Regions from separate parts of the Homo sapiens genome. Here region 1 is linked to region 2. A link is a loop called in an ENCODE intact Hi-C map of the cell type or tissue named here. Cell type or tissue: PC-9. All regions are shown on one strand. Links, peaks and the distances in the headings refer to the core of each region. The heading gives the core; the rest is flanking DNA.

Region 1 (15,525 bases), core at 4,981-12,980, 62 kb before region 2:
AAAAGAAAGAAAAGAAGGAAGGAAATAATGAAGGTAAAGTCAGAAATCGATGAAATAGAAGATGGAAGTATAGTTGAGAAAATGATGAAGTCCAATGCTGGACTTTTTGGCAATATTCATAAATCGATATACTTCTAGCAAGATTGAGCATGAAAAGAAAGAGAGGAAGCACAATCATCAAGATTAGGAATGAAAAAGGAGAAAAACACTACAGATTCTTACGTTTAATGGATAATAAACTATTATGATACTATGTATAGATTTTTATAATGAATTTGACAGAATAGATAAAATGGACAAATCATTGAGAAAGACAGCTTATCAACTTTGAAACAGAAAAGATATAATACACTTGCTGAATGAAAGAACATTTCATTTTATACAGTTGTGAACTTTTTCTAGAGTTTTGACCCAGCTCTTACTGGTTTGACACATAATGTCTTTTACACTTGAATTTTCCCTTATGTTGTTTCCACACGTCTCATCAAAAGGCTTTTTACCATTCAGGCATTTCTGGCGTGGTTGTGGACCTTTGGAATACATGTTTTGTAGCCTTATTTTCTGTCAATACATTGAGCAGTTTGAGCATCAACATAACCTTTCCATATTACTCCATTGATGTGACTAGGTGTGTCTCTCCATTAATGAGAGAGGGAAGTGAAATTTCTTGGAGTTCTCTAATATTCCTGGATCTGTGGTTTAAAGTCTTTCATGATTTGTGGAAAATTCTCAGCTATTTTCATTTCAAATATCTCTTTTGCCCACTTTTCTCTCTTTTCTTCTTCTAGTATTGTAGTTATCTGTGTGTAAGTCTACTTGGTATTGTCCCACAGTTCTTTGGTGTCCTGCTCTTTTTATTTTCTCACTTTTTTTTTCTCCTTGTGTGACAGTTGGGTAGCTTCTTTTGATCTGTTTTCAAATTCAATGATTCTTTCCTTAGCCATGTCAGGTCTACTGATAGGTCTGGCAAAGGCACTCTTCATTTATGTCACCATGGGTTTAAAAAAAAAATGTTGCATTTTCTTTGGGCTCTTACAGTTTTCTTTTTTTCCATTGAAAGTCTCCATCTGTTCATACATGAAAGTTTTGACTTATTAATCATATGCATTTTACATTTCCCACCTGACAATAACAATATCTGGGTCATCTCTGCATCTGCTTTTGTTGATTTCCTTGTCTCTTAGAAGATGATTGCTTCTTTTTCCTTTTTTCTGTCTCAGAATTTTTGTGTTATTGCTGGACATCATGTATAGAACAGTAGAGACTGAGGCAAAAGTATTATGCCCGGAGTGGGCAAACCTTTTCTCCTATACTGTTAGTGTGGGGTTGAGTCACTCTGGTCAGAAGTTCAGCTGGGTTTGGGTTTTCTTGTTGGTCTGGTTATGTTCAGTGCACCCCCATCCTCACTGAATTCTTCTAGTCCTACCTTCTACTTATGGAGGAGTCTGGGGTGCTGAAGGGTTTTTCTCAATGTTCCTGCTCCATATTCAGCTATAGACCTTCTCTGTGTGCCTCTGTTACAGACAAGGGTCTTTCTCTATGCTCATGGCCCTCTTGCAGGAGTAGACTCTTGTTTCTTGTTACTTGGTACGTGGTAGCCTGGTGATTGGAGTTATTGGGTTCTCTGTTGTCCTGGCCAAGCCTCAGCTTTGGGTGGGCCTGTGTGCCAGTGTCATTAATCTGCAACTTTCAAAGTGATGGTGTCCCTCCTGCCCATGGTGGCCAAACACTTTGTGTCTTTGGCTGGACTCTTGTGGGAGAGGTCTTCAATAGTATTGGTATAGGATCCTGGGCCCATTCCCTACCCCTGGGACTGAGGCTTTTTATTTTTACTCTTCTCCTAGCCCCAGTGGGTCCTCTCTTGTGCTCTATGGAAGATAGTCCTTGCTGTGCCTCCTCCAGAGGCTTAAGACGGTTTTTTCCTAATGGAGTAGGGTCCAGGTGGGACTTATGTCTTTCCTGCATCTGCTCCCTTTCTCAAGGTCTGTGCCATCGTTTTCATTTCCTCCCCAACCCCTGACCTTTCTTGTAAATATTTGCTGGAACTCTGTGGAAAAGAGCCTTTAACTGGGTGCAGACCTCCTTGTGTCTGCTAAGGTTGTATATTCTCATGCAAGCCCACACTCAAACATTTGCAACTTTTTAGAATTGCAGCTGAGTTCTTCTTACCTGCCTCTGTGATGCTCAGCACCTCCTCCTCTTGTGCGCCACAGGCGGGCAGGTGTTTATGTCCTGCATTGGAGCTACCCTCATTTCTTCGGGTTTCAGGATACTTGGTTGCCCATACCCTCAGATCTCTGATAGGTCCAGCAAAGTGATGATTTTGTAATTTGTCTACCTTTCATCATTAGGGCAGGGGTGGTGGTTTTTTTCTAGCTTTCTGCAGCCCAGGTGGAAGAGGAGCACCATAGTTTTTCTCTATTCAATTTTTGTCTTTCTTTGGGATTTTCCTCTAAATATTTCTGAAAATAATCTTGATTTCTTCCCAAGTTTGATTTGTAATCCAGGGGAAGTAGTTTTGATTTTCAATGCTGGGGCTAATGGGGTTGGCAGAACAGCTTCAGGTTTGCAGGCCCTCTGATTCTCTGTGCTGAAGAGAGAAAGGTCCACTTGGTTGGGTTGAATTTTTGAAAATTTACAGCAAATTGAACCTAGTAACGAAAGGACTTAGGATAATCCTTTTTAAATTATTTATAGGGCTTAATTTCTTTTAAACCCTATTGATTGGCTTGACCTATTTTATTGCCTCACTGTGACAAGATCTGATTAACAAATATCTGAAATTGTTCTCCTTCGTGCCAGTCCCCATATCTTGCAAAATAGTTTTACTTTTATTTTCTAAATTTGTCCTCTTGGAGCTATAGATATTCTGGGAAACCTAGACCAAAATTAACTACCCAGAAATCAGAATCCTTTGAGGACTCACTGACCTAGCTATTCTGGAATTCCAAAGCTATGGTTCTGGGTTTTTTTTTTTTCCTTTTCTTTCTTTTTGTTTTTTAGATGGAGTCTCCCTCTGTTGCCAGGCTAGAATGCAGTGGTGCGATCTCAGCTCACTGCAACCTCTGCCTCCCGGGTTCAAGCGATTCTCCTGCCCCAGTCTCCCAAGTAGCTGGGACTACAGGCACGCACCACCATGCCTGGCTAATTTTTGTATTTTTAGTAGAGACGCGGTTTCACCATGTTGCCCAGGATGGTCTCTATCTCTTGACCTCATGATCCACCTGCCTCAGCCTCCCAAAGTTCTGGGATTACAGGTGTGAGCCACTGCCTGGTTCATGTTCTTTAAGAGAAAATGGCTTCTCCTTGCAATTCTCTCTGTTTGCAATGTTTTCTCTGTCGCTAAAGCACAGACTACTTCACTGTATCTTCAAGCAGGGAGTACAAAAGGGGAACATTGCCCAGCCATGCTCATGTGCTGATGCCAGGCTCAGATCCTCTGATCCTCTCGTAAAACACAGCCTTGATGAGCCTTGCTCAAGTCTAAATTTCATGGCCACTGGAGTCATTTCCAGAACTGACTATTTAGAATGGCAATTAATTTATGGTAATTAACTCTAGTGTTAACCACTTGTTAGGCTTGGCAATGATGCTTGAAGTTTAAAGAGAGGGAGAGAAAAGGAGAAGGAGGAGGGTTTATCCAGGCAAATGACAAAAATATAGCTGGAGGACTCACAAAAGTAAATATGAAGAATTTGTTTGCGCAGGAGTATTTTATATCACCATTCTGTGAAAGAATCCTTCTTTTAAACTAATGCCCATAGTTAAAAGTGACAAAACAAGCTTCTTTTGTTTGACTAGGGTCTTGGCTTCAATCAGCAGTATTATTAAGAGCTGAGCAATGCTCTTCATTAGGCAGTGAGACTCATTAATAATACCATTCATTGGTCTAGGGGTTCCTCTGGGAGGGGACGGACTTTGCAGCATGCACATTCTCATCCAAATGGTTCACGAGGACCCTACGTGGTCTGACAGTGCTGGAGGACACGGTTCAGGGTAGAGAGGGGTCAAACCTCACCCCCAGCTCCTGAAGAGTGCAGAGGAAAGGGGCTAGCCCAAGACGGAGTTGATGAGGTGACAGCTATGGCTCTTTACCACCCGAAGTGCTTGAGATGATGTCTGTTCCGGAGACTAAGACGTCTTGTTGCTCATTCATCTCACATTGTCAGTAAGTGAGGAGCTCCTCAGTATGAATGGTCTAGATGGGGGTCAGAAAATGATAACCAGGGACCAAACCTGGCCCACTTCCCAATTTTGTAAATAAAGTTTTATTGGGAACACGGCCACGTCTATTTACATAGTGTTGTTTATGGCTGTTTTCATTTAGCCCACAGAGAAAGAGCTTGCCAATTCCTGTTCCAGATCATGGAAGCAGCAAAACATTGTCATGATTTCAGGGGGAAATATTTCCAGAATATCTATGTTGTCTGTTTTTAAGGTGAGAATACATGAGTAATAATTTGACTTATGAGAAAAACCTCAGCCACTGGGCATTCAGTGTAGGGACAAACATCTTCACACCACCAGGAGTCCTGAGGACATGATTGTGTGCTGTTTCCAACGACAATCTTAAGCCACCAAGATAATAATTTTGCCCTTTTTTTCCTTGTTTTAATATTGTTTTTCTTACCATCAGGCTGTTAGCATTGATGCTGTTGTTACTCACACCTGCTTCTGAATGTCCTAACTTTTGTTAGAGGACTGATACAATGCTTCTAACCACAGCTGTTGAAGAAAAAAGAAAATCATCCGGAGGAAACTGTGTCTAAAGTCAGTGGGAAAGGGCTGCTTCTGATCTGTTTATTCCAGGGCCCACCGTGAGGGCTGTTGTGGCAACTGTCTCACTGAGTCAATATCGATGAAGGATGACTTTGTGCAGGGTCCGCTCTGCATCTGTCCCGGGTCTCACTGTCTAGTGGGGGGAGCCAGTCGCTTACCTGTCACATGGATGCATCTTAAATACAGACTCAGGAGCAGGCTCTAGAAAGGAGTGTGGTTCTCCCTCGGCAGGGAACTGAGGAATCTGACCATGCCTGGAAGGCTTCTGTGGGCAAGTGGTGGCAGGGAGCAGGAGGAATTGCCTTGAGGAGGAGTCTGGGCTGAGGGTGAGCAAGCCATCTGCAGGGCTGTGTGGTAGGGGAGTCAATGGGGAGGGGAGGCCCTCATTCCTGCAGGGCTGTGTGGTTGCGGGGGCATGGGGAGTGGAGGCTTTCATTCCTGCAGGGCTGTGTGGTGGGGGACCACGTGGAGTGGAGACCCTTGTGTCTGCAGGGCTGTGGGGTAGGGGGCTGTGAGGAGTGGAGGCCCTCATGCCTGCAGGGCTCTGTGGTGGGGGGCCATGGGGAGTAGAGACCCTTGTGCCTGCCAGTCTCTATGATAATGGGGGACCATGGGGAGTGGAGGCCCTTATGCCTGGGCCTGTGAGGCGAAAGTGTCTGCCTATGGGCCAGATCATGTAGGACCCTACAGACCATGGAGAAGGGGTGGAAACGCTTGGAGGGTCTTGGGTGTGTCTAAACAGGGATGGTGGGCAATGAGATCGCTAGGATTATTCTTGCATTTTGCCACGTTTCCTGGAGCATCAGTTCAGAAAGGACCAGAGGGAGGGAGGAGCCCAGGAAGGGACCTCGAGGTTTTAACCGGTAGAGACTACCTTATGTCCCTTGAAGGCCCTTAGATCAGGCCCTGTGCTGATCACATGACCTCCTCGTTGTGACCTTTCGAGTCTCATGACTTTCCTTGCTAGCACCCAGACATCGAGAGAAACCAGTGGAGAAAGTGTTGCGCCTAGGTTCTGATCTCAATTGTACCACTAGCTCATTGTGTAAAACAAGGAAGTACCAAATGTATAAGACCCCTTTTTTCACCCAGAAGCCTTGTCACTAGGAGATTCTCGTGCTGGGCCAATCACATGCAGTCACAGGCAAGACTCAGTCTAGATCCAGATACTGAGCCACAGTCCACAGATCATGAGCCCTTCCTTTCTTTCTTTAGGCTCATCTGAATTCTTAAATTGTCACATGTTTCTGCTTTTAAAAAACAAACAAAGCTTCTAGGTTGTATTAGTGCTATCGCAATTCCAAGTTCACAGGTGATGAGATGAAAGATTTGCTGGTACGTCGCCTTCTGGCCACTTAGATAGTCCCATAACATTGAGACAGAGACGGGGCTTGGCTTCAGCTCACCTCCAGTAGAGCATTCCCATTGCTCACAAAACCCACACCAATATCTCACGGACACCATAATGTTTAACTGTGCCTTTTACTTAAAGAATTCCAGGAACTGGCCTTAGGAGATAACCAAGGTCGGTAGTGTCCTGTCCTGGGAAGGAATGCTAAACAATCGATTTATAGCCTTGTTGCTGCAGGCCAGACTACCAGGTGGCCCATTGCTCAAGAGAACCACGGCAGCCAGATAATGCTGACCTGCATCCCCTACCCCTCACGTGCTTTGCCCAGCCAGCCTGCATACCCTACTCCTGATGTCAATTCCTGAGTGTTGCCTAATAAAAAAGCCCTACTGACTCTTTCTGGAAAGTCAGTCAGGGAATTCTCTCTCCCTCTCATGCTGCCCTCATTATGTCCAGGAGTCAGCTCCAATAAAATCCTGTCTGGGGAAACTTTTTTGGCCTCATGTCAAATTCTATGGCATTGAGAGCCCAAGAACCAGTGGTCGGTAACAAAATGGCAAGTGAATTTTGGCTTGTTCACTAATGTCCTGGGCTTACCCTCAACTTGGCTTCTTCAGAAACTCAATTTTGCCAATGCACCTAGGGGTGAAGTTTCCTTAGAGGCAGATGTGCTTGTCTCTCCAAGGCTGGTGCATGTCTCTACCTGTAGTGAAGGCTGTGGGATGCAGACACACATAGGTGCACCCACTGTACCTGCATGCATGTGCACATATGTTAACAAACCTTATGCTGGTTTGTTAAGAGTTGGGTGAAACGTGCCTGCACAATAAATGCTTGGGGCAGCCCAACAAGTGTGTTCTCCTACCTGTGCCTGCCTCAGGGGATGCCGTAGGCAGATGGTTTCCTGGGAGCATAGAGTCAGCACAAGGGAAGCTGTTGGTCTCAGGAAGGTGGCCTCAGGGGAGGGTTACCACACATGTTGGTAGGGTCTATATTAGTTTTCTTGGGTGGCCTTAACAAACTACCGTGGGCAGGGTGGCATAAACAACAGACATTAATTTTCTCACAATGCTGGAGGCTGGAAGTCCAATGTCAAGGTGTTGGCAGGGCTGGTTTCTCCTGAGTCCTCTCTCCTTGGCTTGCAGATGATGTCCTCTCCCTGTGACTTTACATGGTCTCCCCTGGGTGCGTGTCTGTGTCCTAATCTTCCCTTCTTATAAGGACACCAGTCATATTGCGTTAAGATCCAACCCAATGGCCTCATTTAATCTTAATTACCTCTTTAAAGACCCTATCTCCAAATACAGTCACATTTTGAGGTACTGGGGGTTAGGACTTTAGCATATAAATGGGGGGGGGCACAATTCAGCCCATGCCATGATTGAATCTAAGATGCCAACAACCTTTGTTCTAAGAACCTGCATTTCTTGCCATACTGCTATTGCTGACAAACTCCTTTTTTCTATAAGCATGCTATGACACAAATGCATAGATTTCTGCTTATTACATGCCAATCACAATGTAATCCTACCTTCCTGAGATTTTTCTCAGTTGGTCTCTGAGTGTCCCCAGACTTTTCTGTCACACATTAGCAACCTCTTGGTTTGTTCCTGGGGTTGACCATTCACATGCACTGTGTGACAGTTTTACTGAGCTCAGAGAGGGGTCATGTGCAAGTTCTTTGAGGGCACCTTTCTTTTTTTTTAAGATAGGGTCTCACTCTGTGGCCCAGGCTGGATAGAGTGCAGTGGTGCAATCTCAGCTCACTGCAACCTCCGTCTCCCGGGTTCAAGTGATTCTCACGCCTCAGCCTCCTGACTAGCTGGGACTACAAGCACATGCCACCACGCCCAGCTAATTTTTATATTTTTACTAGAGACGGGGTTTTGCCATATTGGCCAGGCTAGTCTCAAACTCCTGACCTCAGGTGATCCACCTGACTTGGCCTCCTAAAGTGCTGGGATTACAGGTGTGAGCCACTGTGCCTGGCCTGGGGGCAACTTTCTACCTCACTCTTTCATCCTCTCCACAAATTGCCTATAGATATGACTATAGTTCTTGTACATAAGAAATGGAATATAAAGAATTATTGGACTGAAGCCAAGGAAATTGTAGAGAGAAAATCTGAACAAAGAAAACATTTACTTCTGTGGGTAACACAATATTGGTAAAAATCCAAAAATATCTTGACAGCCTGGAGCAGTGGACTGACTGTAAAAAGATGACGTCTGATTGGGGATAATTGTACAGTTGGGTATTTGCGTTAAGATGATTCAGCTGTGAAACGTAAGATGGAGGAGATGCGGCTTCTCAGCAGGAAGAAGATGCCGAGGCTTTGGTTGCCTGTGCGTTTGCTGTGAGTCACTGTGTGTGTGTTGGCTTCCAGGAGTCAATGCCAGCTTAGCTCGGGCAATGACGGGATTTTGTCTAAAACGAGAGAGGGAACAATCTCATTTTCTCTTGGGACAGATCAGATTACTGTGGGGCTAATTCTTCAGATGTGAGCACCACATTTTAAAGGGGGGAGAGCAAAGTGAAGTAATAGTTCTCGAAACACTGTCCTGGAGGAAGAGTGATGAAGGAATGGAAGGCATTATAGAGAGAAGACCTAGGAGAGGAGGAACATGCTGGACATGTCAAATATCTGCAATGTTGTCAGGTAGATAATAGATGGGACTCGTTCTATGGGGATACAGCATGAAGATCCCTAGGTGGAAATTAAGGGGAATTTGATTATTTACCTACATAATATCTATTAGCTATCTAAGGTTGGTGCCCTTAAATTGTATATATTTAAGCAGAAGCTAGGTTTGGAGAGAAACTTGAAGATGATGTAGAAGAGATTCAATTATTGAGAATAAAATAAAAAACATGGTTAAATAATAGAGAACAATCAGGAAGAAACAAGTTCAAAATATGTCTAATTAGAGCAAACATGAATGTGTGAATGCAGCTATTAAAAGATGCATAATCCGGCTGGGCACTGTGGCTCATGCCTGTAATTCCAGCATGTTGAGAGGCCGAGGTGGGCAGATCACAAGGTCAGGAGTTCAAGGCCAGCCTGACCAACATAGTGAAACCCCGTTTCTACTAAAAATACAAAAATTAGCTGGGTGTGGTGGCATGCACCTGCAGTCCCAGCTACTTGGGAGGCTGAGGCAGGAGAATCATTTGAATCTGAGAGGTGGAGGTTGCAGTGAGCCAGACTGCATCACTGCACTCCAGCCTGGGCGACAGAGCAAGACTCCATCTCAAAATAAATAAATAAATAAATAAATAAATAAATAAATAAATAAATAAAGCATAATCCAAATATATGTTGTTCACAAGATAAAACATGAGCTCACCCAAAACGTTTAAAATTTAAGAGCTAGAAAACGATACACCAGATAAATATTAAGAGAATGGAAGCTAGCAGTTGTAGCTAGAAAGTAGCAATACTAATAATAATAATAATAAAAAAATCTCTGATTGTATCACTGGACTCCAGCCTGGGAAATAGAGTGAGACCCTGTCTCATAAAGAAAAAAAAAAGGAAAGAAAATAAAATAAAAACTGATATAATTCAAGGTTGCATTTATTTCTCTCTTTTAATTCTCTGCATAGCACCTATCATTTATATTTTCTCTCCCCCTCTACTCCACGCTAGACTATAAATTTTGTGAGAACAGAGATCTTGTTTGTTCTGTTCAGTGCTGAATTTTTACTGTCTGGAACATTTCTTTGGTCATAGCAAGTGCTCAGTAGATATTTGTTGAATGAAGACATAACCCCTAAGACTTCTTTGAGTTCTGAGATTCTAGGATGGAGGGTGTGGGAACTGGCCTTGTTCAGGTTATCTAGTGCTGCATAACAAATCACTCTAATGCTACAGGCTCAATTATACTGGACATCCAAAATGGTGCACTCATTCGGCTAGCAGATGATGCTGATTGTCAGCTGGGATCGTGAGCATCTTTACAGATGCTCCTTGACTTATGACGGAGTGACATCCTAACAAATCCATTGTAAGTTGAAAATATAAGTGGAAAATGCATTTATTACACGTAACCTACCAAACATCATAGCTGAGCCTAGTCTATCCTAAATGTGCTTGGAATGCTTACATTAGCCTACAGCTAGGCAAAAATCATCTGGTAACACAGTGCACTGTAGAGCATTGGTTGTTTACCCTGGTGGTCTCATGGCTGACTGCGAGCTGTGGCTCAATACAAGAGAATCATGCTGCAGATTGCTAGCCTGGGAAAAGGTCAAAATTCAAAATAAGGTTTCCATTGACTGGGCATGGCTTTCACACTATTGCAATGTTGAAATATTGTTAACTTGAACCATTGTAAGTCAGAGGCTGTCTGTAAATGGCCTCTCCCTGTGGCTTGGGCTTCTGGTAGCTGGGTGGCTGGAATCCAGTGGTAAGTGTTGTAAGAGATAGGAAATGGAGCTGCCCATCTCTGAAGGCCTGAGCCTGGAAATGAGACAGTGCTACTTCTGTCACAATCCCTGGTCAGGAAGTCATGGAGCCACCTGGGACCAAGGGAGAGGACATGGAGCCCCTCCTCAATCCCCTTCTCAATGGAGAAGAGTCAAAGAATTTGTGGTCATCTTCAATCTGCCACAGACATACAAATGAGGAGAACTTTCTGTTTTATCACTACAGATGACAGTAACTGACAGGTGTGATTTGCTGAGTGTGATGGTTAATGCTGACTGTCAACTTGATTGGATTGAAGGATGCAGAGTATTGATCCTGGGTGTGTCTGTCAGGGTGTTGCCAAAGGAGATTAATATTTGAGTCAGTGGGCTGGGAAAGACAGACCCACCCTTAATCTGGGTGGGTATCATTTAATCAGCTGCCAGGGAGGCTAGAAGATAAAGCAAGCAGAAAAATGTGAAAAGACTAGACTGGCCACCCTCCCACCCTCCCAGCCTACACCTTTCTCCCGTGCTGGATGCTTCCTGCCCTTGAACATCGGACTCCAAGTTCTTCAGTTTTGGGACTCGGACTGGCTCTGCTTGCTCCTCAGCTTGCAGATGGCCTATTGTGGGACCTTGTGATCGTGTGAGTTAATACTTAATAAACTCTCTGTTATGTATGTATCTATCCTATTAGTGCTGTCCCTCTAGAGAACCCTGACTCTATTATTTATCCTATTAGTTCTGTCCCTCTAGAGAACCCTGACTGAGTGTGAGGCACAGCTCTCCCAAGGGAAGGAAAAGCTCACCATGGAAGAAAAGAGTGCCATTCCAGAATCACTGCAAAATGTGTGGGCTGGACCAGGTGCCATCTAAAATCTTTTTCATTCTTTTTTTGAGATGGAGTCTCGCTCTGTCACCAGGCTGGAGTGCAGTAATACAATTTCAGCTCACTGCAACCTCTGCCTCCCAGGTTCAAACGACTCCTGCCTTAGCCTCCCAAGTAGCTGGGACTACAGGCACGCGCTAGCATGCCTAGCTAATTTTTGTATTTTTAGTAGAGTTCACCATGTTGGCCAGGATGATCTCAATCTCTTGACCTAGTGATCTGCTGCCTTGGCCTCCCAAAGTGCTGGGATTACAGGCGTGAGCCACTGCGCCCGGCCTCTAAGACCTTTTTCTGGTGCTGACATTCTTAGAGGGAAACGTCAACAAACAGACCAGGGAGGAAGTCACAGTGATTCAGTTAAACCTCAGAAGGTTGCAGGTTTCATGAAGGGAAAGAATTTGAGGTCTGCCACTAGTAATCACACATGTCCACTTTTACATTATGGAGCACTTTTTTTCTGCAGCTGCCCTTCTGGAATCTGGTGCCAAGAACAGTGTCGTAAGTCGTACAACACCTGTCTTGGGGACTGTAATACCTCAGGGAAGTGCCGTATACGTCATGAAGATGCTAACACCTACCTGTCCCCTGAGTGACGGAGTCAGCCTCTGTGCTGCATGGTACTTCTCCTCTCTAAAAACAACGCTGAAATAAAAAGCAATGATGGGCTTTTCAGTGCTTTTGGCCACGGCAAATTTTTAGATGTTAGACACGTTTGGGAAATGGTTAATTAATTTCTCTTGCTTTCTTACCTCCTTTTCCAGGGTGGTAGAAGCCCTCCCCTTTATCTAGGGGTCCCTGAGAGAAGCCCTCAGGTCCTGAGTGGGGTCACAACCCCCTTGCCAGGCTAGGGCAGAGGAAAAACAGGTGCTTCCTGACCTTGACCCATATTCTGTTGTCATGGAGCAAGACCCTGGAGCCCTTCTAGAAACCCATGCCGCTTTTACACATGTTATCTGGTTCCACAGAGCCTCCTACAGCACGGAACAATGACAGGGACAGCATGGGAGCCTGGTGGAGGCCTGGGGAGGCCTGGGGAGGCTCAGAATACCAGTTCAGAGGCTCCCTTTGCAAGGAAAAACCAACCCTGCTCTTTGCCTTCACTAATTGCTGTGGGTCTTTGGAACATGCTGTAATTGGATGAATTATTTCTCTCAATCATTTCATAAATGTTCATAGACGGCCCCCTGCTTTGCTCCACACATCAGGCACTGTGGACCATGTATAGGGGGAAACTGGCAATCAGTGCTGTGTTAATTTCCTAGGGCTGTAGTGAAGTACAGCAGATTGGGTGGCTTAAGACATTGGGTGTTTATTTCCTTTCTGTTCTGGAGGCCGTTCCTTCTGGAGGCTTTCAGGGAGAATCTGTTTCATGCTTCTTCCAGCTTCTGGTTGGGTTTGTAGATGCACCACTCCAGTCTCTGCCTCTGTCTTTGTTGTTGTTGTTGTTAATATTTATTTGTTTATTTTTTATTTCAATAGGTTTTTGAGAAACAGGTAGTATTTGGTTACATGAATAAATTCTTTAGTGGTGATTTCTGAGATCTTGGTGCACCCATCACCTGAGCGGTGTACACGCTACCCAATGTGTAGTCTTTTATCCCTCATCCCCCTCCCACCCTTTCCCCAAATCCCCAAAGTCCATTGTGTCATTCTTATACCTTTGTATCCTCATAGCTTAGCTCCCAGTTATGAGTGAGAACATACGATATTTGGTTTTCCATTCCTGAGTTACTTCACTTAGAATAATGGTCTCCAATTCCATCCAGGTTGCTACAAATGCCATTATTTCATTCCTTGTTATGGCTAAGTAGTATTCCATGTTGTGTGTGTGTGTGTGTGTGTGTGTGGGTATGTGTGTATGTATACACATATATATACACATATACCCACACACATATAAAAATCACAATTCTTTATCCACTCATTGATTGATAAGCACTTGGACTGGCTCCATATTTTTGCAATTGCAAACTGTGCTGCTGTAAACATGCGTGTGCAAGTATCTTTTTCGTATAATGACCTCTTTTCCTCTGGGTAGATACCCGGTAGTGGGATTGTTGGATCAAATGGCAGTTCTATTATACTTTCAGTTCTTTAAGGAATCTCCACACTGTTTTCCACAGCGGCTGTACTAGTTTACATTCCCACCAGCCATGTAAGTGTTCCCTGTACACCACATCCACGGCAACATCTATCATTTTTTGACTTTTTGATTATGGCCTTTCATGCAGGAGTGAGGTGACGTCGCATTGTGGTTTTGATTTGCATTTCCCTGATCATTAGTGATGCTGTCTGCCTCTGTCTTCAAGTGGCCTTATTACCTGTGTGTGTCTCGGTGAGTTCTCTCTTATAACCCCAGTCACTGGGTTTTGACCCCACCCTAATCCAGTATGACTTCATTATCACTGATTTCTTAACTAATCACAACTACAAAGACCCTATTTCCAAATAAGGTCACATTCTGAGGATCCATGTGGGCATGAATTTTGGGGGATAACACTCAACCCACTCCATGTACCCTAATGCAAATGCTATGAAAGAGCAGAAAAGAGACCACGTGGAGGCAGGAAAGGCTTTGGGGAAGCCAAGCGACATGGAATCCTTGGACATAGGTAGCATTTGAATGAGAAAGGAAGAAGGAGAAAGGGCCCTCAAAGAAACAAGAGCATGCACGGTACCCCAAGCTCAGGTTGCCTGCTCTTGCCGGGATAGGGGCTGGGGCAATGGTGGGGGAACAGGGAACCTTAGAAAATGAGGTTCTAAGACCAGCTGGGAGCAGGCAGTGGGCAGCCTCAACTGCCAGGCTGGGTTGGGCTTTTCTGGGTCTTGGGCCCTTTTCCATAAGTGGAGACAAAGACCGTCCTCTCCTGGTCCCCACGGGCTGCTGCTCCCGCTGGTGCTCTGTACCTCCAGGGGCAGCTGGGCAGGAACAGGCAGGTCGAGGCATGCACAGGTGACTTAGGTGACACCAAGCCTGTGGAATTCAGTGAACAAGACTCCCCTCCCCCATGGAGGCTGCCAGAGCTGAGCTGCTCCTCGACCTCCCAGTCAGTAAAAGGGTTCTTGCATGGACAAACCCCCCAAAACAGAGACCACCACGCTCCAGCCACAGTTTCCTCTGGGCTGGGGGAGGGAGGGGAGAGGGCGATTAACATACTCAAAACTTTGCATTCGCTCAACGTGCTACACCACGGCACAAATATCAAATCACAAATATCAAACCACAAAGACGTGAATTTTCTCAACAACACAACAAGTCATCATTCTGAACCTAAAGTCCACATACAAACAAGTTGTTCGATTTCAAATGGACAGTTTCACTCCATTGTTGTCAAAAATGGAGGAACAGCAGGAAATGTAGGAGAACACTTCACACCCAGAGTGCTTCCAAGCAAAGCTACTGCCCCGCAAAAGGCATTTATTAATCTCATTACTGGCCCTAATTTACCCCATTTTGACAATTAGTTTAAACTACTGAGAAAGAAGGGGCCTCCCACGGCTTCAGGGAAGGGAAAGATAGGAAGCACCCATTTATCACGCAGTCATCGTGGGAGCCTCCCTGGTCCACCCTCCCCCAGCCCCAGCTCCCTCCTTTGCAGAGACGCCTGCCTGCCTTTGATCCCTGGGCTGGACCTATGGGAACTTTCTCCCTGCGTGCCTACTTGAGGGCAGGGGCTCTGCCTGCCTCCTGCAACTCGGGCGCTGTCCATTTACCTCCAGCCCTGTGCTGGGGCCCCGCAAGGGCTCATTCAGCCTGGAACTGGGATTTCTGGCTGTCAGTGGGGATCTTGGTGATGTCATAGCTGTTCATCTGACCTCTGTCTGACAACAGCTGCTTCAATTCGTTTGTGGAAATGGGGAACCATCCATCTTTTCCATCTTTTCATACCCATGCTGACACTGACAGCCTCAAAGAACTCGGGGCAGTGAAGTTGCCTTCCGTCAGCCCTGGAAATGTAATTGAGGGAGCCGTTCCATAACACTAAGAAGAATCAAACCCCGAAGTCTGTGGTTCTGCATGAATACAGCAGGCAAAGTGGATTGCTTCCTCTGTGCCATATGAGGATGGCATGTGAGGATGTGCCATATGAGGATG
Region 2 (15,525 bases), core at 3,869-11,868:
TAGTTGGCATCGTACAGTATGTAGCCTTTTTAGACTGGCTTCTTTTGCTTATCAATGTGTATTTAAGTTTCCTTCGTCTCTTTCTGTGACTTGTTAGCAAATTTCTTTTTACTGCTGAATAATATTCCATTGTATGAATGTATTGCAGTTTGTTTAGGTATTCACCTATTAAAGGACATTTACGTTGCTTCTCGTTTTTGAAGATTATGATTAATGCTGCTAAGAACGTTTGTGTGCAGGTTGTTGTGGGGACATAAGTTTTCAAGTTAATTGTGTAAATACTTAGGAATGCGATTGCTGGATGACATAATATAACTATGTTTAGCTTAGTTAGAAACTGCCAAGCTGTCTTCCAAAGTGGTTGTACCATTTTGCGTTCCATGAGCAATGAATGAAAGTTCCTATTGCTCCACATTCTCACCAGCATTTGGTATCATTGGTATTTTGAATTTTAGGCACTCTAATAGGTGTGTAGTGGTGTCTCATTGTTGTTTTAATTTGCAGTTCTCTAAAGACGTATGATTTTGAGTATCTTTTCATATGCATCTTTGCCATCCGTATATCTTTTTGTGAGGTGTTTGTTCACTTTTTAAACATATGGATATCCAATCATTCCAGCTTCATTAATGAAAAGACTATTCCTTCTCTACTGAATTGCCTTTGCACATTTCACAAAAATCACATGCCCACTTATATGTGTGGATCTATTTCTGTACTTCCTGTTCCTTCCCATTGATCTGTTTTTTATCTTTATGCTAATACCACATTGTCTTGATTTCTGTAGATCTATAATGGGTCTTGAAACCAGAAAGTGTTAGTCCTCCAATTTTGCTCTTCTTTTTAAAGTTGTTTCGGATATTCTAGGTCCTTTTCTTTTCATTTACATCAAAATTTTAGAATTAGCTTGACAGTTTCTACTATAAGTCCTGCTGGGATTTGTATTGGGACTGCATCAGTTCTATAGAATGGGGGGAAATTGTCATCATACAATATCAAGCCTTTCAACCCACACATCTCTCTATTTATTTGGGTTTTCTTTGTTTCGGCAATGTTTGTATAGTTTAGTATATACAGGTCTTGTACATCTTTTGACTAATGTATCCAAAGTATTTTATATTTTTGATGCTATTGTAATTGGTAGTTTGGGAATTTCAGATTATTTGGTCCTAGACATACAATTGATTTTTTCACATATTGATCTTGTATACATTTCAAACTAAATTACTTATTAGTTTTAGCAGCTTTTCTGTAGATTCCATTTGCTTTTATATATAATCATATCACAGTGAAATAAAGACAATATTAATTCTCCCTTTTCCATCAGGATAAATTTTATTTCTTTTTTATTGTCTTACTGCACTGGCTAGAATCTTCAGAAATAGAGGCGATAAAAATAGACATCCCTTACTTTTTCCTGATCTTAGAGAGAAAACAGTCAGTCCTTTACTACCTAGTATGGAGTTAACTGTAGATTTTTCATAGATGTTCCTTATCAGATTGAGGACATTCCCCTCTAGTGCTGCTTTACTGAGAGTTAGATTTTTCTGTGTTTGTTGAGATGATAACATGGATTTTTCTTTTTTAATCTGTTAATATGGTGAATACATTGATAGATTTTCAAATGTTAAACTAACCTTGCTTCCCCAGGAAATGCACTGGTTATAATGTGTTATCCTTTTTTGTATTGTTGGATTCTGTTTGCTACAATTTTGTTTTGAATTTTTGCATTTATGTTCATGAGAGATACTGATATGCAGTTTTCTTCTCTTGTAGTATCTTTGACTAATTTTGGCATCAGGGCAATGCTTGCTTCATATAGTGAGTTCAGAAGTGTTCTTTCCTTTTCAATTTTCTGGAAGAGTTTGTTTGGAGTTAGTATTATTTCTTTCTTAAATATTTGGTAGAATCCACCTGTAAAGTTATTAGGCCTGGGGATTTTCTTTTTTGAGGGGGGATTTTAAAGTACAAATTCATTTTTAATGATTGGTGTAGGGTTATTCAGATTATTTCTTTCTCCTTGAGTGAACTTTTATAGCCTGTATCTTTCAAGGAATTTGTCCACTTTGTTTAAATTATCAATCATAGGTATAGAGTTGTTAATGATATTCCATGATTATTCTCTTCATTTCTGTAGAATCTGTAGTGGTGTCACCTTGTTCATTACTAATGTCAGGAGATTATGGATTCTCTGTCTTTTTTTCCTGAGTACTTTGCCCAGAGGTTTACTAATGTTATCGATATTCTTCAAGAAGCAGCTTTGGCTGTATTCTCTTTATTTTTATTTTCATTTAAAACTTTGAAAAATTTCTTTGATTCCTCTCTGACCTTTATTTTTTGGGTTTAATTTGTTATTTTTTCTAGTTTCTTGAGGTGGAAACTGAAGTCATTGATTTGAGACCTTTTTCTTTTTCTAATATTGGCATTGTGCTATAAATTTCCCCCAAATGCTGTTTTTCTTCCCCATTTAATAATGTCTTCTAGAACTACTTCCATATTAATTTATAGAGATCTTCCTAATTCTTTTGTTTTTCAATTTATTTTTTCTGGGCTTTAAAAAATAATCTTTTTATTTTAGGATAGTTTAAATTTATAGAAAATTTACAAAGATAATACAGGGAGCTCCTATACACCTACACCCAGTTTTCCCTATTGTAATACTCAGGGTTCTCCAGAGAAACAGAACTAATAGTATGCACATATCTAGAAAGAGATTTATTATAAGGAAATTGGCTCACAGTTACAGAGGCTGGAAAGTCCCCAAAACTGCAGGGTGGGAAAGGAGGAAGCTGGAGACTCAGGAGAAACGATGGTGTAGTTCTACTCCAAAGGGCCAGCAGGCTCAAGACCTAGGAAGAGTCAAGGTTTTAGTTTGAGCCCAAAGGCAGGAGAAACCAATGTCCCAGTTCGAGTCCAAAGACCTCTCCTGGAGAAAACTTCTCTTGCTCAGGGGAGCATTGTTTTTTTTTTTTTTTATTTTATTCAGGCTTCTCATTGATTAAATGAGACCCACCTGCATTACAGAGAGCAGTCTGCTCTACTCAACGCCTGCTGATTTAAATATTTATCTTATTCAAAGAGATCCCTGCAGGGATGCTCCAAATAATGTTTGATCAAGTATCTGAACATCCTGTGTGGTCCAGCCAAGTTGACACAGAAAATTAATTATCACAGCTATTTTTAACATCTTACATTAGGATGGTACATTTGTCACAATGAATGAACCGATATCAATACTTTGTTATTTACTAAGGTACATAACTTAGTTATATCTCTTTAGTTTTTGCTCAAGGTCCTTTTTCTCCTCTGGGATCTCATCTAGGATATCATGTTACATTTACTCATCAGGTCTCTGTATATTCATCTTGCCTGGGACTTTGACTGATAAGTACTGGTTAGGTTAATTTATAAAATGCCCCTCAATTGGTATTCTTTTTTTTTTCTTTTTCTTTCTTTTTTTTTTTTTTTTGAGACAGAGTCTCCCTCTATCACCCAGGCTAGAGTGCAGTGGCATGATCTTGGCTCACTGCAACCTCCACCTCCTGGGTTCAAGCTGCCTCAGCCTTCCAAGCTGGGATTACAGGCGCTGCCACCACACCTGGTTAATTTTTGTATTTTTAGTACTGACGGACGGGGTTTCACCATGTTGGCCAGGCTGGTCTTGAACTCCTGACCTCAAGTGATCTGCCCACCTCGGCCTCCCAAAGTGCTGAGGTTATAGGCGTGAGCCACGGTGTCCAGCCTCAATTGGTATTATCCTGATGTTTTTCTCATGATTAGACTGAGGTTATGAGTTTCCAGGAGGACACTACACAGATAAACGATATTCTCTTCACATCAAATCAAGGGTACACTGGATCAACATAACTTATCATTGATGATGCTAACCTTGATCACTTGGCTTGAGGTAGTATTTGCCACGTTTCTCCACTGTCAAGTTACTCCCCACCTCCCGTTTTAATACTGGACTCTTTAGAAGGAAATCACCAGGTGTGGCCCATACTTAAGAAGTAAGGAGTTATGCTTCTCCCATCTGAGGGCAAAATATTTATACAAATCATTTGGAATTCATCTCAGAAGATTTGTCTATACTCATTTATTTATTATTAATTAATTAATTTATTTATTTTTTGAGCCGGAGTTTCACTCTTGTTGCCCAGGCTGGAGTGCAGTGGCGTAATCCCGGCTCACTGCAACCTCTGCCTCCTGGGTTCAAGCAATTCTCCTGCCCCAGTCTTCCAGGTAGCTGGGATTACAGGTGTGTGCCACCATGCCCAGGTAATTTTGTATTTTTAGTAGAGACGGGGTTTCTCCATGTTGGTCAGGCTGGTCTCGAAGTCCTGGCCTCAAGTGATCCACCCACCTCAGCCTCCCAAAGTGCTGGGATTACAGGCGTGAGCCACCACACCCATTACTTTATTTACCCATTCAATCGTTTATTTGTACCTTTATGAATTCATGGACATTTATTTTATACTTGGGTTATAGTCCAATATCACTGTATTTTCTTCTCAAATTATCCTAGCTTGGGTCATTGGGAGCTCTTTCCATTGGCTCCTGTGTCCCTTTGATGTTTCCTGTTGTTGTAGTGTGTGTGCTTGCATGCATGTGCATGTGTGCATGTATGTGCGTGTGTGTGCATGCGTGTGTTGTTTGAGCTTCCTTACCTTCTGGTACTATAAGAAGTTCTAGGCTTGTCTTCTATATTTCCTGCTCCAGTCCTAGAATCAGCCATTTCTCCAAGGAGCCCTGATTCCTTTCACTGAATAGTGGGATTGGAAACTAAGATCTGGCAGTAGCGAGTGATCATTGTTCCTGGAGTGTCATTGTTTCTAGGCTCTCTTAGCTGAAAGAATGAGGAAATACATGCATGTGGCTCATTCTTTGTATAGCTGCTTATTATTCTATTGTATGTATGTGCCAGAGTTTACTGAACCAATTTCCTGGGTTCAATAGATTTGTTTTTGCTTGGACATTTTGGTAGTTTCCAATGTCTTGCTATTAGAAACAATGCTTCAGTGAATAACCTTGTGCATCTGTATTTTCATATTGTTGGAGGTAAATCTTGGGATAAATTCCTAGGAGTTGCTGAGTCAAAGCCCAGATGCATTAGGTAGATCTTTTGGATATTGCCAAATTCTTTTACATAGGGGTTGCACACAGAATTTGGATATTGCCAAATTCTTTTTCATAGGGGTCACAACAGTCATTAATCAGCTATGATTAAGTATCATAGCTGTGATAATTAATTTTCTGTGTCAACTTGGCTGTACCACACAGGGTGCCCAGATACTTGGTCAAGCATTATTTGGGGCATTTCTGCAGGGATCTCTTTGAACAAGATGAATACTTACATTTGCCTTCCCACTAGCAATGCATGGTAGGAATGTTTGTTTCCCCACAATTTTGTCAACAGAGTGTATTGTCAGGCTTGTAAATTTTTGCCAATCTGATGGGTGAGAAATGGGTTCAGGGGCTACACAATTCTCATGGAAGGTCTTAGGCTTTCCAAACTAATAGCTGGCAACAATAAGCTAAGACAAAGGAATCTGAAGGCTTAGGAATGAAGTAAAGAAAATCCCTCTCCTGGGCTCCATTCTTACAGAGTTTTAAGAATGCTACAAATAAAATAAATTTAAAAAATAAATGAAGATAGAAAAGAGAAAAAAGGAATAACACAGAAATAGATCATTTCAGTTCACATGTTCTCAAGCAGAACTAAGATTCTGAACGATGACTCACAAACCCCAAAGAAAATCTGCTTCTTAATAGATGTATTACAACCCATGTGGCAATGTGTGATAACTAGTTCTTTGTGGTTACCTGTGACCAAAATCTAACTTCCTTCAAGGCTCTTTCTCTTTCTGCGGCTGGCCACTGAGGTTGCGGCAGTGTTGCAGACACCCACAGCTTTTGTTTTACAATTTCTCTGGCATTCCAGGTTATGGTACAACATCTCTAGAAGTTAATCCTCACTGGTCAAACTATATTCTTTCCATTGCCCGGGTTTTTTAAACATGAAACAAAGAATTCAGAGGAATTCCTTTTTCTCCCAGGAGGAAGCGTTCCTAATAAAGACCCAGTTGTATCAAAAGTAGGAAGGAAATATTACCTTAAGTAGCTTTAAGTTGGCACAAAAGAAGAAGCTGCTAGTAAAATAATAGCAGCAGCTGGCCTTAAATGTTGGTTTAGTTTTTCAAATAATTCTCCCTGCTGTCTCATTAGAGGATCCCCCTCCTCTATCTCTAGTGAGGTAGGGGAAACGGCACATTATCCCATCGTACAGATGAAGAAAGAGTTGGTGTGGGTGGAATAGGAGCTTCTGCTCCAGCGAGAGAACTGGGATGCGTGTTCTAGTCTGCACTCCCTTTGACTCAGAAATGGAATACAGTTGTTGAAAAAAAAGCCCAGGGGTCAGAAAATAGAGCCTTGTCCCTGTGTGACATCAGCAAGTTGTAGAACTGTTTCAGTCTCAGTTTCTTTGTCTCCCACAGGGGGAGAAAATATAGACTCTAGGACTCTGTAACGGAGGTCAAGGCACACACATATAGAGACATGTTAGTCTTGTTCTACCAGGCTATTATTCATTTAATCATCCATTCACTGAATACCTTTTGACTGTCAAAACTAGATTACAAGTTGCTGGGCTTGGAGTTGTGGAGAGACCCCCCGTTGGCTGTTATGAAGGCATACTCCCCCCATGATGCCGAGACCAACCACACACGAACTTGGTACCACACCCTCCAAATTCTACTCTGGCAGACAGAGAATTGCTCAAGTCATGGGCAAAACTCCCAAATGTCCTATTTTTCAATTCTCTGATTTACCTTGCTGGATTTACCCAGGCCTAGGAAGATATTTCTCCATTTCCAAGCTGAGATTTTATGTTTTTAGTTGAATATTATCTTCTCACTCTTTCTGGAGAAAAATTAAGTGCTGCATACCTTAAAAAGTTTACAATATTTGACCATGAATGAATGGATTGTTGACATACTCTGTGGCAAAGAAAAATGTCAGTTAAATTTGGATAGTAAGGCATTTTGTAGACCACTAGAACCCTAGGATTGAAAAGAGCTTCCATTGTCTTTTAGTACCAAGTTCCACTGGGTGCATCTTTTACAGGATCTTAAGATGAGTCTTTGGTGGGTGCCACTGGAAAGATCAAGTGATTATTCAGCAGGTGTATCCACTTAGCAATGCCCAAAACTGGATTCGCACATGCAAGGACAAAACCACTATGGTGCTTCCAAGGTGCGGCATTTAAAAAGAAATGTAGGCAGGGTGCAGTGGCTCACACCTGTAATCCCAGCACTTTGGGAGGCCAAGGCAGGTGGATCACTTGAGGCCAGGAGTTCAAGACCAATCTGGCTAACCTGGCAGAACCGCATCTATACTAAAAATACAAAAATTAGCCAGGTACGCTGGTGCACGCCTGTAGTCCTAGCTACTCGGGAGGCTGGGGCATGAGAATCACTTGAGCCTGTGAGGCAGAGGTTACAGTGACCTGAGATCACGTCGCTGCACTTTAGCCTGGGAGACAGAGTGAGATTCTGTATTGGAAAACACCAACAACAATAACAACAACAAGATAAAAAGAAATGTGTTGAACTAATGAAGTTTTTATGAGCCTGGGAAGAATGGATTTATTAAAAGTCAGAAATAAGATTAAACACATCAGATAGAGTAATTAGCTTCTGAGAAGCAGAAAAACTATACTGTGTAGTTCCATTCATTGGTTAAGGGTGGAGGAGAAACTGAGTTATTTATAAAACAATATTTTGATTTTCACAAAGTTCGCTGTCCATTTAAAGAAAACTAAAAACAAAGCAGGGGTATTGGAGAAAATAGGGTAAAAAATTTCAAAAGTTAAATTATGGTTGAAATAAAGTTTTAAAGTAGTTTTTAACCAGTGGAAGAAAATATGTCATTTGTTAGTTTATAAAAGCAGAAGAGGAATAAACATAAATAATGATGATAAATATAAACCTTCTAAGTGACAATCTGTTAATCGTGGATATATGTTTAGCCAAGAGAAGAAAAACAAACTGAAAACATAGAAAAGCCACCTTTAAAGTAGTATCTGAGAAGTGGAAACGCAGAGAAACAACTAGGAGATCTCTCTGTAACCCTTCAGTGACTTCGGAGGAGGCAAGAATTTTTGGTATGAAGCATTTTGTAACAGGAAGTTGAAAGAATGCCTACATTTTCCTCTTTAGACTCAGAATGTAAACAGATTTCCTGCCATCATAAACTGTAGCAACTTCCCTTTGAGAGTCTCCAATTCTGGACCCAGGCCTCAAGGAGGCCGATGGGGTCATCCATTAGGTTAAAAATCGGAGGAGAGTGTGCGCGCCTTAGTAACCTGTCATTGTCATTGCAAGGAACACCACTCTTGTGCAAACTCAAAGCGGGGCTCATGTCTGCAGACACAGAGAGGGGAAGAAAGGATCAGAAGGAAGGGAACTTACATGAACCCTGTGGGGCCTTTCACCCAGATCACCTCGCTTAATCCTTGCCTGTGCCCGGTCAGGTGGCTGTCATTACCTGCATCTGAAAGATGTGAGATTCAAGGTTCAGGGGAGGTTAAAATATTTGCCCAGGGATGAACAATTAGAAAGTGGCACAACTGGTACTTGAAGCCACAGTGGAGAAAGAGAGGATATCTGCTCTAGGCTGAATTGCATCCCCCGAAATTCACATGTTGAAATGCTATCTTCCAGTACCTCAGAAGGTGCCTGTCTTTGAACAAGGAAGGGTGAAAATCACCTGCATTTGGGGAGATCGGAGTTTGCAGGCAGGAGGGGTGACTCCAGGATGGGAGGAGAGGAGGGATGGGGAAGGAGGCGTCCTCAAAGCAGAGATGGACGTGGGCATGAGGAATTTCCTTTAGTGAGGAAGGAAGGCATTTTGGAATGCTGGGATCTGTTGTCCAATTTGAAGAGTTTCTCATCTGTCTTCAACAGCTCTGAGCCTCCTGTTGCTTCAGGGGGCTGGAGGCAGGCTGGTGGGAGAAGGTGTCTGAATCTCAGGTGATGCCCAGCAGTGAGACCACAGCAGAGAGCAGCCTGGAGGGCTTAGGACATGCGAGGGCCTCCGGCAATACCCTACAGTCAGGTGACCCTCCACAGCTTCCTATGGGATGGGCTAGGCTTGAGCCACTTGGGATATTAAAGGGACAGATGAGGCCTGGGAGGCTGGGGGACTTGGGTCCAGCAGAGCAGAACATTCAGGCTCCATGCTGTTTTGATGAGAGACACAGGGAACCCTGGCCTGGGCTGGGAGGAGGTGGAGGCATTCATGGGAGAACAGGTCAAGGAGGGCACTAGCTACAGGAGGAGCAGGGAGGGCATTTCAGGCAGAGGGAAGAGCAAATGTGAAAGGCGTGAGCTGGAAAACTTGGTGAATTTGGGGGACTATGAGAGGAGAGTTCATGGAGGGGAGAGGCCTTGGCTGTGGCAGGAGAGGTTGGAAGGGAAGACACAGGAAATATAGCTGGGGCTGGAGCAGGAACTGGGTCCACGGCCAACTTTGTTTCAAGATCAGAGAAATTTGAGCAGAATAGGCTGATGAAAGCAATGGAGCAAAGAGTGCAGTGAGAAAGGCTGGAGACACAGGAGAGAGGAGACTGGGTGCGTGAGCTCAGGAAGGTGGAGGGCTGGTGGGAAGGCCAATCCCAGAGCACAGATGCCTCCTCCACTGTGACAAGGAAGGAAGGGGAAGCAGCAGAGGGGAGATGCAGGGGGGTCTGTGGGTTTGCAGTAGGAAGGTGAAGGAGGTCCCAGCTCCTAGTTTCTGTCTTCTCTGTAAAGTAGGAGTTGAGGTCATCTGTTGAGAGTGAAAGATGAGGTGGGGAAGGTCATCAGAGGTGAGAGGCTCAGGGAAGCCAGGAGAACGGGGGTTGTTGGCAGGGTTGCAGTCAAAGTCCACCAAGCCAATGGCAGCAGTGTGGGAAGGGAGTCATGGAGTCTTTGCTGCTTTCAATCAAATGCCCAGTGGTGCCACTTCCCTTCCTCATCTGGCCATGAGCAAGTGGGAGGAATACTGGGCTGGATGCGTCAAGGCAGAGGGGGTGCAAACCCCAGGTCTCAACCCTGTCTCAGAGAAGGGGCCTCTGAGACATTAAGCAGCAGCCACGTAGCATGGCTGCAGGGAAATGGTGAGCTCAGGGAGTGACGCCTGCCGGTAAGGGACGTGTTGCAGAGGATGTTCTGATGGGAAGTGGAGGCCTGGGTCATTCGTTCAGCAGGAGTGCAGGATGCAGAGGGCATGGGAGGCTGAGGAGGGAGGACAGATGCAGGTGCCCAACAAGGGACAAGGAGTCACAGGACACAATGGGATCAGGCTTGGGATGAGGACGATGGGGCTGGGAAGTGGGGGACTCCAGGCTGCTGGAGAAGAGGCAGTTCCCTGGGAGGAGCGAGCTGGCTGATGGTACCCTGCCTGGCAGTAGGGGCCAGCAAGGTGCCAGTGGGCCCCTGTCCCAGTAGCTGCAGGCTCCCTGAGCTCACCCCAGGAGATGGTTGGGGAGCGCAAGGGAGGATACCCAATGGCTCGCCCCTGCTCTAGTGCCGGGTGGGGAGGGAGGCCAGCTGAGGTGGAGGGAGCAGGTCCCACCTGCTTCTTCTGACTCCTAGGATTGGGCACCAAGGAGCGCCAGGGCTGATGTTCCCACCTGCTTCTCCTGACTCCTAGGATTGGGCTCCAAGGAGCACTAGGGCTAATGTTCCCCAGGGTTATCTTATCTGCCCATTGGCATCAATGAGCCGTAAAGTGGACCTCAGCAATCTCTCTGCTCTGGGCCAGGTATGCGTGGGCCACTTCTCCCAACAGTGTCAGGTGACATTGTCCATCCTACAAATGAGGAAAATGAGGCCTGGGCAGGTGGGTCACATGCAAACGGTCCCACAGATGGCCAGAGCTGGTGCAGCTGAGACCCAGGTGTGCTAGGCCGAGAAGCACCCGCCCTTCTTCTTCCCACACTCACCCTCCTGGGCTCTGCACGGGGCTCTCTCTGGTTGCTCCGAAGTCCATGCTTGCTGGGCTCTTGGTTTGCCTTTGCTTTTTCTCTGGTTTGTTTGGGACATGGTTGAACTTACCTCACCAGCAAAATGTGTACTTTCACCTTAGGCTTCGGGTCCACTGCGGGTGATGCTGGGGATAGGCTGGGACTGGCTGGCTCGCTCAACTTTTTGAGATCAGTAATGAGAGAACAGTGGGCCTGATTCAGGGAAGGCAGCAAGGTGTGATGAAGCTCCCTGGGCTGAATGGAAGGAATTGGTTTGGAGAGCCAGCTGTGGCTCTAGGAGTGGCCATCTGACAGTGGATGGGGAGGGGAGGCAGCCATACCAACCCCTGGCCCAGCAACGCAGGGCCAAGCGAGTTGACATGCTGGCCCCTCTCCCTTCCTGCCCTTTGATCTCCTGCCAGGGCCTCCAGCTGGCCAAGCCCACGCTGTCTGCTGAAGCAGACTCAGGGTGAAGACAGGGAGGCTGGACCTGCAGGGGCTGCTGGAGAATACCAGCACAGGCTTCCAGGCCACGCCATTGATTCAATTATTTTACAGCCTTAATTAGGTTCTGACGTTAATCATATATTTCCTTCTAGCTTGCTACAGATTCTTCATCACAGCAGCGTTACGAGTATTATAAATTTAGTACCCATCTGGATAGTTAAGGATTTCATAAAAAGCACACTATTCTATCCTGAGGGTTCTTTCTTCTGAATTTTTCCCTTCCCACAGCTTGTAATCCTGTAAGAGGGTTACATGAAACCAGAGACCGGTTTCATGGAAGACAGTTTTTCCATGGATGGTAGGGGGACAAGGATGGTTTTGGGATGAAACTGTTCCACCTCAGATCATCAGGCATTATTTAGATTCCCCTAAGGAGCATGCAACCTAGATCCCTCATATGTGCTGTTCACAACAGGGTTCGCGCTCCTGTGAGAAACTAATGGCGCTGCTGATCTGACAGGAGGCGGAGCTCAGGTGGTCATGCTCGATGACCCGCCACGCACCTCCTGCTGTGCAGGTGGAATTAATTTTAATGCTATTTTTATTTAGCTTGATATATTCAACATATCATTTCAACATAAAATCAATATAAAGAATTTATCGAGGAGATATTTTACATTCTCTTTTTCATACACAATCTCTGGAACCTGGTGGGTGCGTTACCCTGGCAACACAGCTTGGCTTGAACGTGCCCCCTTCCCAGTGCCCAGCGGCCCTACGGGGTGAGTGGCTGCTGTGTTGGGCGGCACAGGTGTGGACTTTGTTCCTGCCACTCTAATACCCACGCGTCCCTCCTTGATCTTCTCTCTGCCCAGGCTACTGTCAAAGAAGGGCTCCTTGCCAAGAGTTCCCCTCCCTGCCTGCTGCACAAAATAAAAACAGGAGACCTATTTGAGAATGTGCACACTTAACTTTGGTGTCTCTGGAAGCCAAGTAGCTGAGCCAGGGTGACAGTGAGGACGATTTGGGTTAAGGAATCTCCCTCTTTGAGGGGAAAAATGTAGATGAACTCTTTGCAAACCTACAATAATTTTCCTTCCTCTTTCTTCAAAGCAAAGGAGCAATTGTTCTCCCTGTGGTCCACAGCAGAGGGCACCTGTGGAGTAGTGATAACCTGTGTGCTTTGGAGTCAGACAGGACTGGGTTCCAATTCTAGCTCTGTCATCTTTAGCTGTGTGACCCTGGGCAAGTCACCTGACCTCTCTGAGTTTCAGTACCTTAATCTATAAACCTTGAAAAACATACCTACATTTTATGTGGTTCGTGATAATTTACTGAATTGACATATCTAACTTGCCACACACACACAGTACAGGCTCAGCAGATGGTAGCCCCTGTTCTACGTTGGTGAAAAGCAGGTCAGAGAATAGAAAGGAGAAAGTAAATGTTAGACCCAGTACGCCTATCTTCTGAGGATGAGCACAGATCTTCCGGGTCCGAAGGTCAAAAAGATGATGTCACACAGCCCTGGTGGATGGGGAAAAGTCTTTGGCTTAGAAATGCTGGAGTGATTTGAGAGGGACGGCTCTCCACTCGATAAATCATGTCTTATGACAGCTCCAGGGGAGTCTATGGGAACAGTAGCTGCTGAGCTCTGTGCCAGATCCGGCGGCTTCTGTATCAGAAAGACAGCCCAGAGGATGCCACGCGGGAATCAAAAGAGCGAGAGTTACAGGAAGGATGAGTCAGAGCGAGCCAGGGCGAACAACAGTCGTCTGTTCCTTGAGACATGCCGAGGCGCTGGAATCACGCTGTCCCACCACGCGGCGCCTGCTCCTTTCCTGAGCCCTCCCTGACTGCACTGCAGAGCCATGGAATTGTTTTTCTTTTTTAATCACTTGGGTAAATAGATGCTGTGTGTGGCTGTTTAAAAAGTAAAGAACAATCAATTGCAATCCCATGTTAGCGGGTAAAGGAGAGGAGGACTATGGGGAGAAAAAAGGCGAAATGTAAAAATATAAAGAGAAATCATAAAGATCATCTACATGGGTTCCAACTTGTCCAGCCTTTGTGAGCAAATAGGGTGTTTTGCTTTCCCCACGTGGTAGAAATCCATCTCAAAGTAATGGAATATTCTTTTTTTTTTTTTTTTTTTTTTTTTTGAGACAATGTCTTGTTCTGTTGCCCGGGCTGGAGTGCAGTGGCGCAATCATAGCTCTCTGTATCGTTGACCTCCCGGGCTCAGGGGATCCTCCCACCCCAGCCTCCCGAGTAGCTAGGACTCTAGGCACACATGCCCAGCTAATTTTTGTAATTTTTGTAGAGACAGGGTTTCACCATGTTGTTCAAACTGGTCTCTAACTCCCGGGCTCAAGCAATCTTCCCACCTTGGCCTCCCAAAGTGCTGGGATTACAGCTTTGAGCCACTGCACCCAGCCCCGCATATTCTTTTAAAGGTATTCATTGAGTAGACTGAAGAGTTAACTGACCCTATTATGAACCTGCATTGCTTCCTCTCTTCTCCTCCCTCACCCCATGTCTTGGCTCTGTTTTCCTCCATGATGGCGTCATTCCCAGGCAGGAGACAGCAGTGCGAGGCTCACAGTGTCCTTGCACTACCATCCAGACAAAACAACAGTGGCTTTCCTTCCCAGGGTCCCTCTTGGCTCCTCTGCAGCCGTTTCTGCCCCCTTGGGCTAGTGTCAAGGTGGGAGAGGGAGACAAGATTCACAGATTGGCTCCAGTTGATCAAATGCCCACCTCTGGCTGGTGACGTGTGCAGCAGATCCATGTTCAGCAGCAACACACACCTCAAGTGGGAGAAAGCAGCTCTGCAACAGAAGGAGGGGCTGCCATGCGAAGAAAGGAAGGAGTGGGTGTCCCAGCTCCTGGGAGCGCATCTCCAGGGTCCCTGGAACATGGTTTAGGGGACCCTGGTCTCTCCTCTTCTAATATATTTTGCAAATAAGAAGGCTGAGGCCAAAGAGGAGAAACAAAATATAGCTGTAGATCCTCATTATTTGCCAATTCTGTATTTGTGAGTCGGCCTTACTTGCTAACATTTATGTGTGATCCTAAAGTGAACACTCGGCACTCTTGTGATCACCAGTAGACATGGACAGGGCAGTGATCAATTTGAATCTTCCCGTGCACATTTTCCAACTAAGGTCAGCTAAGGCAACACTGTCTTCTTGTTTCAGCTCTCCTACGGGAAACAAGTGTCCTTTTCAGTCTATCGAGTGCCCTGTTTTTAACATTTTCGTCCTTTTAGTTGGTGATTTTGCTCTTTAAAATGGCCCCCAAGGGTAGTGCTGAAGAACTTTCCATATTCATAGCACAAGAAGGCTGTTACATGTCTTGGGAAAAAAACACATGTGTTAGGTAAACCCTGCTCAGGCATTCATTGTAACTCTGCTGGCTGTGAGTTCAACGTTAATGAATCAATAATCTATACTAAGTGAGGTGTCTTTACACGGAAACACACACAAAACAAGGTTGTGTATTGAGGAAAGTGTTGTAACCAGAGGCTCACAGGAACCTAACTTTGTGTTTTCCTTAGGAGCAATGGTTCAGTATGCACGAGTTCAGTGTTCACAGTGACTTTATAGACCGGAGCTACAGCAAATAATGAGACCCAAACAAAAGGTCCTCGAGGCCACCCAGAGAGTCATTGACTAAGCCAGGACTCTGAGAGTTTGGAGTCCACTGCTTTCGCATACTGCCATATATAATGTGGGGTAGAGATAAGGAAGACAAAACAAAGCAAGATGTGAGAAGATTGAGGGGAAGGAAGGGGAGACAGCAGTTGAGCAACCAGGGAAGTGAATGTCTATGAGGCACAGTCGTAGATTCAATGGCTCTCAGGCAGGTCAGGCTCATCACACCAAGCTATTCCAATGGCTTGGACACCAGCATCATAAGATTGTATAGGGGATAAGACTTACCTGCCTCGAATATCGTAATTGAGCCTTCGTCTAGAAGTTGTATAAACCTAGGCCGTAAGTTTCAACACAACTCAAAGAGAAGCACCTCAGGACATTCACAAATGCTTTCGAGAATGTGAAGCCTTTGGTTAA

The links. Peaks named below come from ENCODE experiments on the same cell type or tissue, not always from the same donor. Only the 100,000 strongest peaks of a DNase experiment are listed, where the experiment ranks them.
Region 1: it touches region 2 in a loop (2.7-fold over the local background); 2 of 110 quality-filtered maps call a loop at or near these places.

What each region holds. Positions count from the first base shown.
Region 1 is chr2:235,324,170-235,339,694 of GRCh38, reverse strand. No RefSeq gene overlaps it. Among named protein-coding and RNA genes, the nearest start is that of AGAP1, 160 kb to the left of the region's middle. RefSeq lists an enhancer at 13,796-14,698. In PC-9, for the core only: no CTCF peak of the experiment used is centred there; DNase peaks (open chromatin) are centred at 6,334 and 8,424; H3K4me3 peaks cover 917 bases; H3K27ac peaks cover 1,159 bases.
Region 2 is chr2:235,261,445-235,276,969 of GRCh38, reverse strand. It overlaps LOC105373940 (a long non-coding RNA gene), which reads right to left and starts at 6,353. Exons shown (of 3, transcript XR_924009.1): 1 at 6,110-6,353; 2 at 4,665-4,843; 3 at 2,742-2,846. RefSeq lists enhancers at 2,778-3,345, 13,031-13,325, 13,051-13,345. In PC-9, for the core only: no CTCF peak of the experiment used is centred there; DNase peaks (open chromatin) are centred at 5,819 and 8,209; H3K27ac peaks cover 1,575 bases.